Linked DNA regions of Homo sapiens: region 1 is linked to region 2. A link is a loop called in an ENCODE intact Hi-C map of the cell type or tissue named here. Cell type or tissue: heart right ventricle. All regions are shown on one strand. Each heading gives the region's core, and the rest is flanking DNA. Links, peaks and the distances in the headings are about the cores only.

Region 1 (6,263 bases), core at 418-5,417, 260 kb before region 2:
AGAAATTGCCTTTGTTAGAGGAAATCTTGGTTAATATTTGTAGAGCTCAGACTCTTAATTGATTGAAGTCATTATTTTCTAACAATTCACAAATAAGTGATAATTAAAGATAACATTGCTTTAGGATAAGGACCTGTATTTACTAAGGTTAAAAGATTTGAAGTTACTTTATTGTACACTTGTTTACTTAGAGAAAAAGTCACTTTTTATAAACCCAGTGATTTTAAGTACTCATCCATACATTATATGTTAATCATATGATGTAAAAATGCATAAAAAACAAATCTAGAGCTATTTTCTGTGTAAAGTGTGGAAATTTTTATTGTCATTCATCCTAGCTTAATAGATTGAATCAGTAACAATATGGACTGTCGTAAAGAAGTCACCTAGAGCCCTGCGTTTTTGTGTAAAGGAGCTCCCAGAATGTTCCCTTAAGTGCCTGTGTGTATGTGCATGTATGTGTAAACTTTCTGTTTGTTTCTAACCCATTTTCGTATATGGCAGGTCCTTCCTCCAAAGTCTATTGCTAAAAAGGTAGAATCAGGGATACATAATTCACTCTTTTTGCATTTAAAAAAACTACAGGCCAGGCACGGTGGCTTACGCCTGTAATCCCAGCACTTTGGGAGGCTGAGGCGGGTGGATCACGAGGTCAGGAGATCCAGACCATCCTGGCTAACACGGTGAAACCCCGTCTCTACTAAAAATACAAAAAAATTAGCCGGGCGTGGTGGCGGGCACCTGTAGTCCCAGCTACTTGGGAGGCTGAGGCAGGAGAATGGCCTGAACCTGGGAGGCGGAGCTTGCAGTGAGCCAAGATCGTGCCACTGCACTCCAGCCTGGGCAACAAAGCGAGACTCCGTCTCAAATAAAAAACAAAAACAAAAACAAAAACTTACAGTGTCCCTTTAAGGTTTTTTAGGGAAACATAGCTAAACTAGCCAAGATTTGGTGGGAGAAGGGGAGTGGTTTCCCTTTCATTCAAAAGCCAAAATTCATAAAAGCGAACTACCAGGCTGTATATTAGCCACACACACATACCCCCACTATCTACACCACTCCCCTAGTTCTCCAGCCTCACCTCCTCGTCTCCGTACCCCTGGCCCCTACAGATAGCTGTGTGGCTCTGGCTCCACTTCCTTGAAGTCATTGTTCAGAATTCACTTCCTCAGTGAGGGCTATTTTATGTAAACTACAACCAACATTTCTAATCACTTTATCCGCTTATTTGCCCCTGTAGCATTGCTCACTTTGTAACACAACTGTCTAGTTTACTTATTTATTATGATGTTTTTTGTCCACATCCTATTAGAGTATAAGCACCACAAAGGCAGGATTTTTTTGTCTGTGTTATGCTCTAATGTGAAACAAACAGCTAGAACAGTGTTTGATGCTCAGTAAATATATATTGAATGAATGAGTATACATCTACACATGGTAATAAGTTATAAATAAATTTCTGGAGGAGAAGAACTGAACAGAGGGGATTTTTTATAATGATTGAGAACTCACATTTTGATGTCATTCAGACCGTGTTTAGTCTAGGCCTTTCACTCAGTAGTGTATTCCTTGCATTCCCTTTTTAAACCTCAGTTACCTATTCTATAAAATAGAGATAATAGTAACATCTTTCATGGGATTATTGTGAGGATAAATGAAAAAATACATATAAAGGGTTTAGCATACTTTCAGACAACTAGTAAAGACTCAGAAAACATTGACAAATATTGATATAGAGTTTGAAATTAATTTTAGAATTATCTACAGTGTCTGTCAGATTATAATATGAAAGTCAAGTCCACCTAGATTGGTTCTTATTCTTTTCCCCATTCACAAAAGTTATATGAATCATTTACATAATTCAGTAATTATAGACCAATCCACTAAATAGTTTACTGATTGACAAAAGTCATCTTAAGCAAGCATTATTATTTTAATATTATTCTCTGAGGTATTCTTTCTGAGAGAAGCTCTTCATTTCAATTATTCTGTCATTGAGTTCAACACTATAGACTTGGTTGGCACCAAAGAAATGTTGTCTGGCAATTTGTTAAAACTTAAAGTAGAACTTAAAGGAAATGGAGCCAAATGTGGTGGTTTACAGCTGTATAATCCTAGCACTTTCAGAGGCTGAGGAGGGAGAATCACTTGAGCCCAGGAGTTTGAGACCAGCCTGGCCAACATACCAAGATTTCGTCTCTACTAAAAATAAAAATAAAAAAGTTAGCTGGGCATGGTGGCATGCACCTGTAGTCCCAGCTGCTCAGGAGGCTGAGGCAGGAGGATTGCTTGAGCCCAGGAATTTGAGGCTGCAATGAGCTATGATCACATCACCGCACTCTAACCTGGGTGACAGAGTGAAACCCTGTCTCAAAAAAAAAAGTGAATGGACTTTGCTTCTTAGTAGTTTAGTAAACAAAATCTGCTAGTGAGCAGAGAAAATGTTCATTTGGGAACTGAATTCTTTTTTTAAAAAAGCTTTTTAGATGCCCAACAACAATAAAAAGAATCATTGTGTTATGTGATACATTCATATAATACAATGCTATACAGCAATCAAAAAGAATGAATTACTGCTACATGAAACAACCTGGATGAATCTCACAGAAATGGGATATAGATTACATAAAGCAAAGTCCACCAAATTTTAAGTATACAATTTTTACGTATGTGTATAACCATGTACCCATCATTCTGATAAAGATGTGGAACATTTCTGGCATCCCAGAGGGTTCCCTTTTATCCTCTCCCAGTAAATGCCCCCCCGCCTCCGCCCCACCTCTCCAAGGTAACCGAACCACTATTTGACTGTAAGTTAGTTTTGGCTATTCTTATACACGGAATCATGTAAAATGTACCCTTTCGCGTCTGGCTTCCTTGGCTCTGCTTTACTCATCCATGTTCTGTGTAGTAGTAGTTCATTCTTTGCTGAATAGAATTCTGTTATATGAATGTACTACTATTCATCTTCTTTATTTTTGATGGATGTTTCAGTTTGGGGCCAATATGAATAAATCTGCTATGAACATTGTTGTATCTGTCTTTTGTTAGACATTTAAGTATTCATTTCTGTTGGGTTATATTACCTAGGAATTGGAATTGCTGGGTTATAGGATATATGTTTTCACTTTAACAAATTGTGCTAAACAGTTTTCCAAAGTGTTTGTACAATTTACATTCCCACCAGCAATAGATGCAAGTTACAGTTGCTCTGTATCCTTGTCAACACTTGGTATTGTGATACCTTTTAATTTTAGTGGGTGTGTAGTGAGATATCGTTGTGGTTTTAATTTGCAGCTCTGTGGTGGTGTCAATTGCCTCATATGTAATTTTTTTCAGTTATTTTAAATTTTCAGTTATTTAATTTTTCAGTTATTTTCTTTATTCAGTATGAATAAAATCAATATCACTTTTTGTATTGGACGAAAGTGCTTTTAAAGTCAGTATTAATTAAAACCTCTTCAAAGTCAATTTATTTATTTTTGAAGACAAAAATATTTCTTTCTCCCACCACAGCAATATTTAAATGTGGAATCTATACTTGTAGTTGAGTAAATCCATTTGTGAATAAGATACTTCCTTTAAAGGGGCCTTAATAGATTCACTAATAAATATGTGTGAAATATGTTTTAATGTATTGAAAGCACTTAGTGCCTGAAACATACTAAGTGCTAAAGTTATTTTAAAATAATTAAAATATACTTTAAAAAAAAAATATATATATATGTTTTGCCTGGAGAGAATACCTGTTGTCAGGACACCCACTTCTCATTATGCCTCTGCTGCCAATAACTATGTGGGTTTGGACCATTTTTTGCTATCAGTAACATGAATGCTTTTAGTTAGATGATTTCTAAGTCACATTGTAGGATTCAGTAGCTTCCTTTTTGGTTAGAATGGAAAAAACACTAGACCGGTAATCAGTCAATGTAAGTTATTTACACTTGTGGACCTTTGCTTTGTTTCATGACTCAAAACCCAATAAGAAGTATCTTTCCCCTCCTCCTCCTTTTCTACCCTTCCTCCTTTAATAGATTTCGATATAAAATTGCAAGCAATACAGTAATTCCTTAAACCTGGAAATTAGCATAACCAATATAAATTTTTTTTAAAAAACGTTAAGTTACTAAATTTTTTATACTAATAAACTGTAGACCTTGAGTTATTCTTCACATAACTGTACTTCACTGTAAGTACAGTGATGTTTTTCATAACTAGAAACTTTTTCAACCAAAATTAAACCGATATCTATATCAAGTTGCAGAATTTTCACAGATTTAATTTTCTCAGAGTGATTTTTGTTTGCATTTCTAAATCCTAGGTAGTCACAGAATATGATTCACCCTAATCTTATTTCCTTACATTTTGCTTTATGTTATTAGGGTCTTTTGCTTGTTTTGCAGTAATATTTTCTATTGTATACTTTGAGTAGCATTGGTTTTTTTTCTTCAGCAATTTTTACACCTTACTATCAGAGCTCATTACATTTTCTGATAAAGGCTTATTGAGATTCAGACTCAAACTCATATAGATTCTATTTTAATCTTATCTTTGCTTCTGGCTATTGCCTCTCTTCTGGTGTTTATTAAATAAAACCTGATGAAATCCTATCATATCAAAATATTAGTAGTAGTATTAGTGGTATCAAAAATATTGTTTTCTCCATGCATACCAATTGCAGAAGCAGTGAATAGCGTGGTTAAAAGCCTGGACTTTAATGTCATGGGCTTTAGAGTCAGACTACAGGATTTGAATTTTGGCTTCTCTTACTAGCAATGTGACCTTAGGAAAGTTCTTGAACCCTTAGTTATATTGCCTGTAAAATACATATAATAAAGGCACTTATAGGATCATCATGATGATTAAATGAAGTAATACTACACATAAACAGTGTCTTTGAACAGTGTTTTTGCACTTTGTAAGTGTTCAATAAATGTTAGCAATCATTATAAATATTATTACCTTTAGGGTTTTGTGAAGATTAAATGGGATAAGTAAACTGTATATCTAAAGGCCTGCAATATAGTGCACAATTAACATTAGCTAGTATTACTACCAAAAATATTCTCTAGCTAGCTGGTTTTACAGAATTTCTGTGTGTTCTAGGTAAAATTGCAGTTTAGGACCATCATCCATCCCTCCTGACACCAAACAAAAAGTGAATTTGTAATTAGAATATTTAGTACTAAGAAAACATGGACATCCAGGCTAAAGCTCAAACCTTTTAAAAATTATAATGTAGCTGCAATGTTATTTGCACATGAAAGGAAACAGAAAGTGGTGTTAGTAATTTTAAAGATAAATTTTTTCTTGAATAAGGTGTGATGTTTAGTTCCTAATAACTTTGTCCTGTGACCGATTAAACCCATCAGTAGGTTGAAGGTGTTCAGGGCATGGTAATCTGAGACTGAGGCCAGTCATTTTCTTAGACAGAGAAGCTATAAGAAATCCTATGTAGAAATTACTTAGTATCACACTAATTTTGATATTTGCATCACTTAGATGTCATTTACTTTCCTATTATCTGTGCTCCTGCCTGGCCTCCCTGCCATCTCAGTAATAGAGTTCCTTGCCTTCTTCCTAGTCATCAGGACCTGCATCTCTGCCTTGTTATTTCAAGAGGTTGAACTTGCTACTGATTTCATTCCTCTGAGAGACTTAAGTTCTTGCCTTGGCCCCATCTACCCATGATTGGGTTCCCTTTTACAAAGCTAGGCTCCCACAAAGGAAGACACTCACCTATCTGAAATTGCCAGGGTCATTGAGCACTTTTGAACAGGTGTAGGCACAACTTCAAGAGGTACCGTTCACATAGATGACATACAGCTGCCCAGCTGTATGTGGTGGCTCAGTGGCCAGTTGCCTATTTCTCGAACTATGGTTGATCACCTGCTGTGTTCCTGCTTGGTGGTCTTCATTAGACAGCTCAGGCTGAGATTCTTGCCCATGTTTGTGGTCTTCAGTTTTTTTAATTATGTGATCTCACCTGCTTTTATCTTGCTTCTGGTTAATTTATCTCAAATTTCATGGCCATCCATTGCTCAGTGTGTTGCCTCTACCTGGAATACTTCCCTACTTTATCTCATAGGAATTATCCTTAAAATTCTAGTTCAGAAACCTCTCATCTATAGTGTTTTCCCACCTCACATAACTGCAAATTTTTTTCTTATTTTGATTTTCTTTAATAGTCTATTGCTATTATATGTTTTTCTTAAGACTATGGATTTTAAGGGCAAGGCCAATGTTTTATCTTTATATTCTCT
Region 2 (6,263 bases), core at 763-5,762:
AATTTTTGCAACTTTACTGTAAGTCTAAAGTTATTTCAAAGTAGAATTTCTTAAAAAAACCTTCATGTTCTAATGAGTGTACAGTTTCCGTTATGCAAGATGAATAAGTTTTAGAGATCTGCTGTGCAACATTAATGTATTGTGCACTTATGAATTTGTCAAGAGGGCAGATCTCATGGTAAGTACTCTTACCACAGTAAAAAACAAACAAATAAAAATCCCTTTTAACTAGGTGCTATTAATATTTTCTCAAGTAAGTTGGCTTACTCAGGGTGAGACAACTTGTTAAGGGTGGAGCAAAGCTATGTACTCAGGCTGTCTGACTCTAGAGCTTATCCTGTACCCTATGATATATCCTCTTAGTACTTTTAGGAGACAGTGGAATTGTTAGCTTAGTTTTAATTTTTCATAGACTTGTATTCCTTTAGTCCTATGTTATAAAAAGCTTTTTCTAAATCATCCTGCCTCCCTTTAGTCCATGTGGAGGAGATTCTGGCAGAGTTGTTGAGTCAGAAGAAATACAAGCATGAGTAGGACACTGTACTGGAAACCATTGCCCACACAAAGAAGTAGCCGACTTCTCTGCTCTCCTCAGGAACTTACAAAGAGCTGAGACAGACAAAAGACAACTAACAATACAGAGCAGAAAACAAGCACCAACAAAGTAGTAGAGGCTCTGTGTGCCATGGGATGTTAGAGGAGAGAGGCCTGGTATAAGCTTCCTGATGGAAGGAGGAGGTGACATTTGACCTGAGCCTTCAGGAATGAGAAAGATTGCCAAAAAAAAAAAAAAAAAAAAAACAAGAAAAAGAAAAAGAAAAAAGGAAAACCATGGGGAAGAACATTGTAGATAGATAGAGAAATTGCAGCCATCGGAGGTCTGTTGCCTTGCCACCTGTTGCCCCTCATGTGCAGCAAGTCAATAGATCGAGACATGGGGTTGCAGCAGAGAATGAGGTTTAATAACAGGACCACCAAATGAGGACATTGGAAGGAACCTCAAATCCACCTCCTAAAGGAATTTGTGGCTAGGGGTTATAGAGGTTTGGGAGTAGGCTGAAATTTGGAGATCATTGATTGATCAAAGAGTGGAGGGTGAAGTCAGGGCAAGGAGATGAAGAAGCTGTATTTTCATGCCAATTCCATTCCTCCTCAGTGGGGGTCTTCAAACTGGTTAGCATCAGCTATTTTGCTGGAATTTGGGATCTGAAAAACATCTTAAACGGTTCCTAAACAAAAGCCTTATGATTCTAATGTCAGAGATCCTGTCTACAGGAGCAGTGGAGATGCAAATCAATTCTTAAAGTCTTATGATCCTAATGCCAGAAATACTATCTAGGCTGGGCTGAGAGACTGAGGCAGGAGGATCGCCGGAACCCAGAAGTTTGAGACCAGCCTGGGCAACGTGGCAAGACCTTAATTCTACAATTAAAAAAAAAAAATTAGATGAGCATGGTGGCATGCACCTGTAGTCCCAGTTACCCTGGAGGCTAAGGTGGGAGGGATCACTTGAGCCCAGGAGGTCAAGGCTGCAGCAAGCTGCGATTGTGTCACTGCATTCCAGCCTGGGTGACAGAGTAAGACCCTGTCTCAAAAAAATAAATTAATAAATTAATAATAATAATAAAAAAAGAAATCCTATCTATAGGAACGATGGGGATGCCAATGATCAATATCTAGTGCTACGTTATTTTCAGCAACAAGAAAGTGGATCAAATTACAGCTTGATTAATATTTCATTACATCTATATTTCTGTTCAGAACCCAGCATGCAATTCTTGTCGACTCTGTGAGGACAGTTCCAAAATGACTTAGGGAAAAATAAATGGAGGGCCGAGCATGGTGGCTCATGCCTGTAATCCCAGCACTTTGGGAGGCCGAGGTAGGTGGATGATCTGAGGTCAGGAGTTTGAGACCAGCCTGGCCAAGATGGCGAAACCCTGTCTCTACTAAAAGTACAAAAATTAGCTGGGGGTGGTGGCGGGCTCCTATAATCCCAGCTACTCAGGAGGCTGAGGCAGGAGAATTGCTTGAACCCAGGAGGCGAAGGTTGCAGTGAGCCGAGGTTGCGCTACTGCTCTCCAGCCTGGGGGACAGGAGATTCCATCTGAAAAAAAAAAAAAAAAGCATGCACATGCACCTGTAGTCGCAGCTACACAGGAGGCTGAGGGAGGAGAATCTCTAGAAACCTGGGGGCAGAGGTTGCAGTGAGCCGAGATCATGCCACTGCACTCCAGCCTGGGTGACAGAGTGAGACTCTGTCTCCAAAATAAATAAATAAATAAATGGAGGTGGAAAAGCCCAAGAGAGTTGACCAGACCAGCTAGACTGCAATGCACAGTCACTGTGTATTTCAGACAAAGATATTCTAGCAGGGATCCCAATCTCAAATGCCTTCCAGGGCCATACACATGTGTGGGGCATGGAATAAGATATTGAAGAATGATGGGAGTTCTGGCAAATTAGAGAGGGCTTGCCAAAAAGCATTACAGATTAAAACAAAACAACAAAACCAAATACTACCCTAGACAAACACATTGCTGACCAGATTCTGCCCAAAGGCTGTTGATTTGAGCCTACTTGTGACATAAACTAAAACATTCTTAGCTGTTACAATGGTAGCACAACTTATCAAACGAATGAATTATTTGGAGCTTTGTACTAAGGCTGTGTATTCAGATGTGTAGTCAGTTGTGTGATATTAATTCATTGTTACACTTTCTAAGGGTTCTAGGTCAGCAGCAGTATTGTTGTTAGGACATTACTGCCACCTAGTGGTCATTAGGGCTGTGCCAGCACCAAAGAAATCTGTGTATGGAGCTTTCATCTTCCAAATGTTTGTCTTGTGACGCATGCCACAAAACACTCAGATAAGCTACATAAACCTTTTTATACTGCAGTGGTAAACAGCTCACAAGTGGTGAGGACTGTTGCTGTTGTATAATTAATGTTGTGACTGGGCGGCTTGTGTTTACTTAGTTGGTGTCTGGTCCGTACATTTTTTTCTGCCGCTGTTGTTGTGTTTGTACTAATGCTATCTCTTTGGCATAGGTATAGAAGTTCATCAAGTATCTGAGAGGCTGTGTTGAAAGGATTAAATGTTTGAGGGGGCAAAGAAAAAAAAACACTGGAGAAATAATCAGATTTTGATGTATATGTTAGCTGTGTGACTTTGAACAAGTCACTGGGTCTCTCTCTCTATCAGTTCTGGCTGCTCAAAAATGTGCGGTTGGACCAGATGTGGTGGCTTACCCCTATAATCCCAGCACTTTGGGAGGCCAAGGAGGGAGGATTGCTTGAGGCCAGGAGTTCGAGACCAGGCTTGGCAACATAGTGAGACCTGTCATTACAAAAAATAAGAAAACAAAAATGTGGGAGTGAAATGGTTTAGCAGTTCTCCACCAAACCCCATGTGGGGGAGGCGTCGTCTGAGGAACATCATGGGTTTAGAAATCTTCATGGATCTTTGTCTGGGTGTGAGGGCTTGGGATGAGGGGAAGAGGTTGAAAAGGAAGGTCCAGACTGTTTTAACCAGAACAGGCCCCACTATAAAAAGTTAATTCAAAAAATTTTATTTTTGAATAGGTAATCCATGTAAGTGATTCAAAATTCAAGAGGTAGAAAAGAGCACATAGCAAAAAGTCTCCTCACTAATCTGCCCCACATTAGAGTAAACCAATGTCACAATCTATTATCTATATTTTTGGAGATATTCCCCCATATTGCCCCACCTCTTTCTTTTATTAACACAAATAATAACATCATACACAGTTCTATAATGCTTCTTTTTATCTATTTATATATTGCAGTTTCATATAACATTTCACTTATTCTTCAGTATGCTCAGACATAGATATATAAAATTTGACTAGATGCTCTAGAAATCTCTTTTGTAAGGGCATTGACCCTTTTTTACTTTTACTCTTTTAAATGTTTTTAGAGACAGGGTCTCACTTTGTCACCCAGGCTGTAGTGCAGTGGTGTGATCATAGCTCACTGCAGCCTTGACCTCCTGGGCTCAAGAGATCCTTCTGCTTCCAGAGTTGCTGGGATTACAGGCATGAGGCACCATGCTTGGCAGCATTGACTCTTAAGCTCACATTTTTAATCTAATATAAAATAAATGATCCATAGATTTGTAGCTATGCAGAGACAAAAACCATTTGTCTTGGTGTCAGACCTCCGAGAGACAGGAAGAGAGTGAGCCCTAGGAGAAGGCCTCTTTCAATATTTTCAGCTACAAGGCTTGTTTGACTGCTGTTAACCATAATCCGTAATCATGATCCACAGTAAGCAAAGCATGGGGGAGCACAACAGCACAGAAGCTGCTCCATAGGCTGAGAACAATGGCTCACACCTGTAATTCCAGTACTTGGAAGACTGAGGCAAGAGGTTCGCTTGGCCTAGGAGTTTGAGGCCAGCCTGGGCAACATAGCAAGACCTCATCTTTATTTTAAAATAAATAAATAAATAAATAAATAAATAAATAAATAAATAAATAAGAAAGAAACTGCTCAGGCACAGTGCTGGATGTATCCACAGCTGTAAACGAATTTGAAGGTTTGGGAAGGATAGAGTAAGAAGGTGAGGAGCAATCACTTTAGAAATCTTGTTACATTTTAAGTTAAGTAGAGATAGACTGCTTCTTCCACAGATTTCTCTATTGGATTTTTTCTTTCTTTCTTTCTTTAAACAGGATCAAATTTCCCTTAGAACAGCGACTCTCAACCCTAATTGCACGTTTGAATCATCTGGGAGCTTTCAGAAACTCCCACAGTCAGAGCCCCATCTGTAGGATTCTGATTTAATTTGTTTGGGGGGGTGAGGCTTAGCACCTGGCATTTTTGGAAAGCTCCGTAGATGATTCTAGATGCAGCCAGGTGACAACAGAGCTGTAGCTTCCGAGTGACTGGCTAGTGATGCAGCTCCTTTCTGCTCTACTGGGTGGTTGTCTCCAGGCAAATGGCCCAGATTCCTTCTCTGCTTCCTTCCTTTAACCTTCCCTTTCTGCCTTCTTTTTATTGCATGATCACTATCTGTCTTGGATTGTTGCTTGTTTTGATGTTTATCAGTCTCTGGAGCATACAGATCCCCCTCAGGTAGTCTGAGCTGGAAACTGTCAACTCCTACCCTTTGCAGTTTCTCTCAGATTCAGCTACTAAACATGTCACCTGAGGGCTGTGGTTCATAAGTTCTAGGTCGGAGGTTCTTAGACTAGCAGCATCAGCACCACCTCAGAAGTTCTTAGAAAATCAAATTCTCAGCCCATCTCAGGTCTAATTTAGCTCACTAAATTAGAAACTTTGTGGGTGGGACTAAGGGTATTTTATTGGTAGCCTTGAACCACAAGCTTGTAGCATTTGGAATTAGTTGTGCTGTCATGGGTGCTCTATCTTGAGGCTTTGGTATGCATGTTGGGCACCCAGAGGCTGAACAAGTTGCAATCTTCCTTCAGTGCCCCCACCATTTCCATCTTACCTTGGTGCTAGAGATAAACTGGGCTTCTTTCCTGATTTCTCTCCTTTGCACCTGAGCACTCCACGATGCTAGGTCCTTCCCAAACTCAGTCCATGCACCCCTACCCCCACCATCCTCATCCCCTGTAACTCCTGATCCTAGGAGAGACCTCTCCAGTTCCCCCAAGCGAGAAACAGATTTTCCCAAGGGGAGTGCCTGGAAGACTTTATGTTTATACTTAGTAACTTCATTTGCCAGACTGCCCAGCAGGACTAAGCCTCTTCCTCCTTTGTGGCTTTGCTGATGACTCTGCTCTGAAGCCTGATGATTTAACTAATTGGTGCTAAATTTTCCTGTACAGAGACATGATTTTATCAGCTGTAATTATCAAGCAATGGGACCTGATTTGGTTTTAAGCAGTCCTAGAACTTAAGCACCTCAGTGAATGTTGTCCTTCAAAGTAGTTATCAGGGGAAGCCACCCACTTATTCTAACAAGGCTGTCATTGTTGAAAATCTGACTGAAAACACTCTCCTGGGTCTGATGCAATCCAGAGTCTGATGTTTGTGCTCCTGCCTGATCGGGTTGCATCTTCCACCACCATCTCCCACGTGCCCATTGCTTTAACCACACAGCAGTTTCCTATTTCCTGAACTTACCCTGCACTTTCACATCTCCATGACTTTGTTATTCTTATTCAGCTTGGATTGCTCTTTTTATGCCTTTCTTTCCTTATTAAAATTCTGTTTTTCCTCCAACGGCCAACTAAGATGCTACTTTTCCTATGATGCTTTTCCTTATTCTTC

Evidence for each region. A loop is a pair of places that touch in the nucleus more often than their neighbours do. Peaks named below come from ENCODE experiments on the same cell type or tissue, not always from the same donor. Only the 100,000 strongest peaks of a DNase experiment are listed, where the experiment ranks them.
Region 1: it touches region 2 in a loop (4-fold over the local background); 32 of 110 quality-filtered maps call a loop at or near these places.

Annotation. Positions count from the first base shown.
Region 1 is chr1:101,029,991-101,036,253 of GRCh38, forward strand. All of the region lies in intron 1 of DPH5-DT (DPH5 divergent transcript), which reads left to right. Among named protein-coding and RNA genes, the nearest start is that of DPH5-DT, 7.3 kb to the left of the region's middle. In heart right ventricle, for the core only: no CTCF peak of the experiment used is centred there; no DNase peak of the experiment used is centred there; H3K27ac peaks cover 998 bases.
Region 2 is chr1:101,285,837-101,292,099 of GRCh38, forward strand. No RefSeq gene overlaps it. Among named protein-coding and RNA genes, the nearest start is that of LINC01307, 35 kb to the right of the region's middle. In heart right ventricle, for the core only: CTCF peaks have their summits at 2,780 (motif pointing left) and 2,993; a DNase peak (open chromatin) is centred at 2,785; H3K27ac peaks cover 544 bases.